2 separate regions of the Homo sapiens genome follow, and region 2 is linked to region 1. The links are chromatin loops, found by intact Hi-C in ENCODE. Cell type or tissue: ascending aorta. All regions are shown on one strand. Region 1 holds the start of NOL9 (nucleolar protein 9). Region 2 has its middle 11 kb from the start of PLEKHG5.

Region 1 (2,500 bases):
CAAAAAAAAAAAAAAAAAAAAAAAGAAGAGGGAAAAAGCTGCCCTTGCTTAGGCCTGGCCACCTAGGTATGGTACAAAGCCAAGAACCAATTTCAATGAAGTTACAATACAACACATTCTAACAGCAAGGGTGAAATAATTGGAAACTGGCCGAAGTGTCTAGGAAGGTCTAGCCAGCACTTAGGTGGCAAGTGGATTGATGAACAAGGCCTGGGGACAGTTCAAGGGGCAAAGGCAGAGGCAAGGTCCTGTTTGGAGGATGGCAGCCAGAGGGGCCCTATAGCCAGGGGTCCCACTAAGTGTGGCTCTGCTGGCCCCTCACTCACCTGTCACACAGGGTCACCTCGGGTCTGTGCCTCACCTGCAGACAGCCAGAATGGAGAGGGAACAGGCCTGCCAGGAGGTAATCTCCGGGGAGGGTGAAGTCAGGAGAAGACTCCGTGCTATGGCAGGCAAAGGCCCAGCAGCAGGAAATGAGAAGCTGCAGGCCGACCAGGCGAGCCGTGCAGAGCAGCATGCTGGCCAGATGCCCGCGCCTGGCATGGCCAAGGAGTGGCCTCTAAGGAGGCCAGTTGCTTAAATAGAAGGCAGCTGCCGGATGCTTCCTAACTTCAGGCCCCCAAAAGGGGTGGGACTGGAGCCCAGTGGCTGAAGCAGGACTGTTTGCCTTGACATTCCGGGCCTGCGGTCCCACTCAGGAACTGGGCAGGACGAAGGCACAGATGCAAACCAGGTGGCACCCAGTGACCCTTCCTCTGGACGGTTGTGGGTTCTGTCCACGCTCTGTGACTTCACCTGGCTTAGAAAAGGAGCTCTGGCATTTTGGGGCGAGGTGGGAGGCTGGAACACAATTTCTCCGGGTGTTGCGAGGTTTCAGAACTTTTTACCTGGGCCTCAGTTTACTAAATGAGACACAGCTTTGAGTCGACACCCCCCTGCCCCAGTCTCCAGTTTTCTGACATTAAGATTCTGAGCAAATTGTCATATACTTTCGCCTTGTTACCCAGGGTTGCTCACTTCGAAACAAATGCATGCAAACCGAAGGTATGCAAATAGACATGTTTTGTTTAAACTGCCAATCCTAAAGCTTTTTCTGCAGGAGAAAAAAAATATCCCGGTGTTTTTCCGGAGAGGTGGCCCATGGCTGGTCGCGAGGTTTCTGGCTTTCTCTCTCCGGCCGGCTGGGGTAGGGAATTTGCGTAACGTAAATGGAGTCCTCCGTGGAGCCCCTCGACCAGATCGGCTGGAACCTCCTAGTGTGCTTCCGGAGGTTGCCGGCAGAGGGCGCCGGCGGCTCGGAGGCCCCTCTTTTCGGCAGCTGGGAGGGCAGCGGGGCGGACCGACGGGATCTCGCGAGATTCTCGCGCGGTAGGCCCTGAGGACCCAGCATGGCGGACTCGGGACTGCTGCTAAAGCGGGGTTCCTGCCGTTCCACTTGGCTGCGGGTCCGCAAGGCCCGGCCCCAGCTCATCCTCAGCCGCCGGCCCCGCCGCCGGCTCGGGAGCCTGCGCTGGTGCGGTCGGCGGCGCCTACGGTGGCGGTTACTGCAAGCCCAGGCGTCCGGCGTGGACTGGAGGGAGGGAGCCCGCCAGGTGTCGCGCGCGGCGGCGGCCCGGAGACCCAACACCGCGACCCCCAGCCCGATCCCTAGCCCGACCCCGGCCTCCGAACCCGAGTCCGAACCCGAACTCGAATCCGCCTCGAGTTGCCACCGGCCTCTCCTCATCCCACCGGTGCGGCCCGTGGGCCCCGGCCGCGCGTTGCTGCTGCTGCCGGTCGAGCAGGTAGGTGGGGGGCGCCGGTAGTAGTCCCCGAGGGCAGGGAGGGCTGGAGAGGCAGCCCCGGGAGAGCTGCAGGGTAGGAGAGGACCGTGGTCCCCCGGGCCTGTTCTCTGGCTGCCAGTCGGATTCAAGTCCATCCTCTTGATGGTTGGTGGCAACTAGGCTCCCCTGAGCAGCAGGGTAACAGGTACCCTGCTAAGGGGTCCCTAGGCCTTACGAGCTAAAGGGACTTTATTTTGTTTTGTTTTCTTTCTTTCTTTTTCTTTTTGAGACAGAGTCTCACTCTGTCCCCCAGGCTGGAGTGCAGTGGCACAATCTCGGCTCACTGCAACCTCCGCATCCCGGGTTGAAGCGATTCCCCTGCCTCAGCCTCCGGAGTAGTTGGGACTACAGGCGCGTGCCACCTCGCCCGGCTATATTTTTTGTATTTTTAGTAGAAACGGGGTTTCGCCATGTTAGCCAGGATAGTCTCGATCTCCTGACCTTGTGATCCACCCGCCTCGGCCTCTCAAAGTGCTGGGATTACAGGTGTGAACCACCGCACCTGGAACTCTGAAAGGGATTTTAATAGTTAAAAAAAAAAAAGGTTGCAATTACTGAGAGCTCAGAAATTCCAGGATTTAAGGGTTCCAAAAGTGTTTTAGGCTTTGAACCCATTTAAACATCCAGCTCTCTTACGGAGTAGTTGTCCCTCTCTCTAAGTGTTTACAGACGAGGAG
Region 2 (2,500 bases), 52 kb after region 1:
AACCCGGGAGGCAGAGGTTCAGTGAGCCGAGATCATACCATTGCACTCCATCCTGGGTGACAAGAGCAAAACTCCATCTGAAAAAAAAAAAAAAAAAAGACAGGGTTGTCTTGCTCTGTTACCCAGGCTGGAGTGCAGTGGCGAGATCACAGCTCACTGCATCTGACCTGAAGCAGCACTCCTGCCTCAGCCTCCCAAGCAGCTGGGACTGCAGGTGCACACCACCAGGCCCTGCTGGTTTTTTAATGTTTTTGTAGAGATGGAGTCTCTCTATGTTGCCCAGGCTGGTCTTGAGCATCTGGACTAAAATGATCCTTCTGCCTCCTTGGCTTCCCAAAGTGTTGGGATTATGGGTATAAGCCACCATGTCCAGCCTCAAAGCTCTTTAAAACTAGGCTCCTGGAATATCCATGCCCACTCTCTGAGTCAAGGCCATTCTTGGAATCCCCTTTATCCTGGTGAGGTGTGGCGAGGCCTTTGAGATCCCAAGTGGTGGCACCCAGATGCACCATGCACACCCTCAGCCTGAGCACCAGAACTGAGACCTGTTCACCCGTGTGTGCCTGCCCCAGCTCTCCCCGGGGCCGGCAGAGAGGCGCCGGGGGGCTGCACACAGCGGCTGGGTCACAGCACGTGAACAGGTCTCATGCATGAGCTGAGGCGGTCGGGTGGGTGAGCCTGGGCACACGGCTGTCTGTGTGGGCTCTGTCCTCTGTGCCAGCCAGACCCTGGCCGGGGCCCATGCAGGGTGGGCCGATGCCAGCCCTGCCTGTGATGGGGGTGGGACTGGCGCTTGGAGTGTGACTGTCGGGAATTGGGATCTCATAGCTATTTCTGCAGCCCCGCTCCTGTTCCGCCCTTGGTCACTCTCGGTTCCTCTGAGGAACCTCTGGAGGAAGCCCACGGGGGGCAGATGGGCAGGCGCCCGCAGTAGCCTCAGCCGGAGGAAGTGGCCGGCTGGCCCCAGGCCTGTGTGCAGAGCTGTGTGGACAGTTTCTTGGGCCCCAGGAAGGAATCCTGAATGTGTCCTCCCACCTCTTCTTACTGAGCTCGAGCAGTGTGGGTGGGTAGGGCTGTGTTCAGCTCTCCGGTCCCCGGGGACTACGCCAGCGGTGGTTCTGGGCTGTAGGCAGAAGCAGTGTCCTGGCCAAGGTCCATGCCCCTCCCTGCAGCTGGGTCCCTACTTCACTGACCTGCCCCAAGGTGCCCCATGGCGCTTTGGGAAGGGGATCAGAAACACATTTCCTTCCCAGGCCTCCAGTGACGCTCCAACCAGTGTCCTGCATAGGGAGTGGCGGATGTCCTGGGACCAGCAGCCATTTACCCAGGACATGCCCCTCTGGCGTTTGGCCAGGTTTGGGACAAATCTTGCCCTTCCCCAGGCTGCTGCGGCTAAGAGGTCCAGCCCCAGCATGGCCTGCAGCAGCTGCCCAGGCATGGACCGGCGCCCAGGAGGGTGGGGCTCACGCGGGAGGGGACATTCAAGGCCACAGCTGCTTCCTGAGAGGGGCAGCCTTTGCATGGCCAGGCCTGTGGTTGGGAGGTCGTGGGCAGGGAGGGCCTGTTTTCTTGAGACAGAAGGGTTCATCGGAGTGGAGGGTTCACAGGTGAGGGGCTACCCTGGAGAAAATGAGAACGAGGTGGTTTTCCATGCACTTGTGTCAGCCTGGGACCAGTGGGGAAAGGGGACACTCATGTCATGATGGGGGGACCAATTCACGTTTTCCAGACAGCTAATTGTGTCAGGCCCCATGGGAGCACTGTAGCCTGGCGGTTAGGAGCACAGGCTTGGAGGCTTACACACTCACAGCCTCGTTACTCTCATTACTTGTGTGACCTTGGGCAAATCTCTCTACCCTCCACGCCTCAGTTTCCTCATCTGTAAAATGGGGACAATGATCATTCCTCTACACAGAGTTAGATGGTGAAACGACACCATCTATGGACAGCAGAGTTCCCAGCAGGTGGTTGGCAAGTGAGAGCTGTGGTCATTGTGTGTCGTTCCTGAAGCCGTCTGATGGGGAAGACAGGTCGGTGTTGGTTCAAAGGTTCAAGACAGTGGGAGTCCAGCAAGGACACGTTCACCTGGAACTGGGATATGTGACAATAGGGAGGCCTTCCTGAAGGCAGCAGCCTTCAATCTGGGCCTTGAAGAGTGGGCAGGATGGCAGCAGACAGCGATGGGAGGATGCTGGGGGAGGGCAAAGGAATAGCACCAAGAAGGGCTGGGCTGGGGTCAGAAGCTCAGTTGTGTCCGGCAAGTAGCGGAGTGAGGGGCCTGCGGTGGGGCGACGGAGTGGCGTGGACTGTGGGGGCTGGAAGCATTTGTGCTGATCCGAGGCAGACACAGCTCGGGAGCTGGAGCCGTCCAGAACATGGGTCCAGAGCTGCCGGGCTCCTCTGGTTTGTCAAGAGAAGCCAGAAATATGGACTTTTATGTGAAATCTCCTGACTTTTCAAAGTTGGCAACCAATTTAAATTCTTCCGAAACCCTGTTCTC

What was found. Peaks named below come from ENCODE experiments on the same cell type or tissue, not always from the same donor. Only the 100,000 strongest peaks of a DNase experiment are listed, where the experiment ranks them.
Region 2: a loop joins it to region 1, with 6 times the contacts of the local background. A loop is called at or near these places in 10 of 110 quality-filtered maps.

The regions. Positions count from the first base shown.
Region 1 is chr1:6,553,391-6,555,890 of GRCh38, reverse strand. It overlaps NOL9 (nucleolar protein 9), which reads left to right and starts at 1,378. Exons shown (of 12, transcript NM_024654.5): 1 at 1,378-1,784. The coding sequence starts at 1,389. It overlaps TAS1R1 (taste 1 receptor member 1), which reads right to left and starts at 584. Exons shown (of 6, transcript NM_138697.4): 1 at 327-584. The coding sequence starts at 517. RefSeq lists a silencer at 1,413-1,672. In ascending aorta, a CTCF peak has its summit at 1,266 (motif pointing right); DNase peaks (open chromatin) are centred at 530 and 1,290; H3K4me3 peaks cover 2,178 bases; H3K27ac peaks cover 1,866 bases.
Region 2 is chr1:6,501,006-6,503,505 of GRCh38, reverse strand. It overlaps a transcript of PLEKHG5 not described here. Among named protein-coding and RNA genes, the nearest start is that of PLEKHG5, 11 kb to the right of the region's middle. RefSeq lists an enhancer at 272-1,001. In ascending aorta, no CTCF peak of the experiment used is centred here; DNase peaks (open chromatin) are centred at 1,096, 1,425 and 2,453; H3K4me3 peaks cover 1,377 bases; H3K27ac peaks cover 2,182 bases.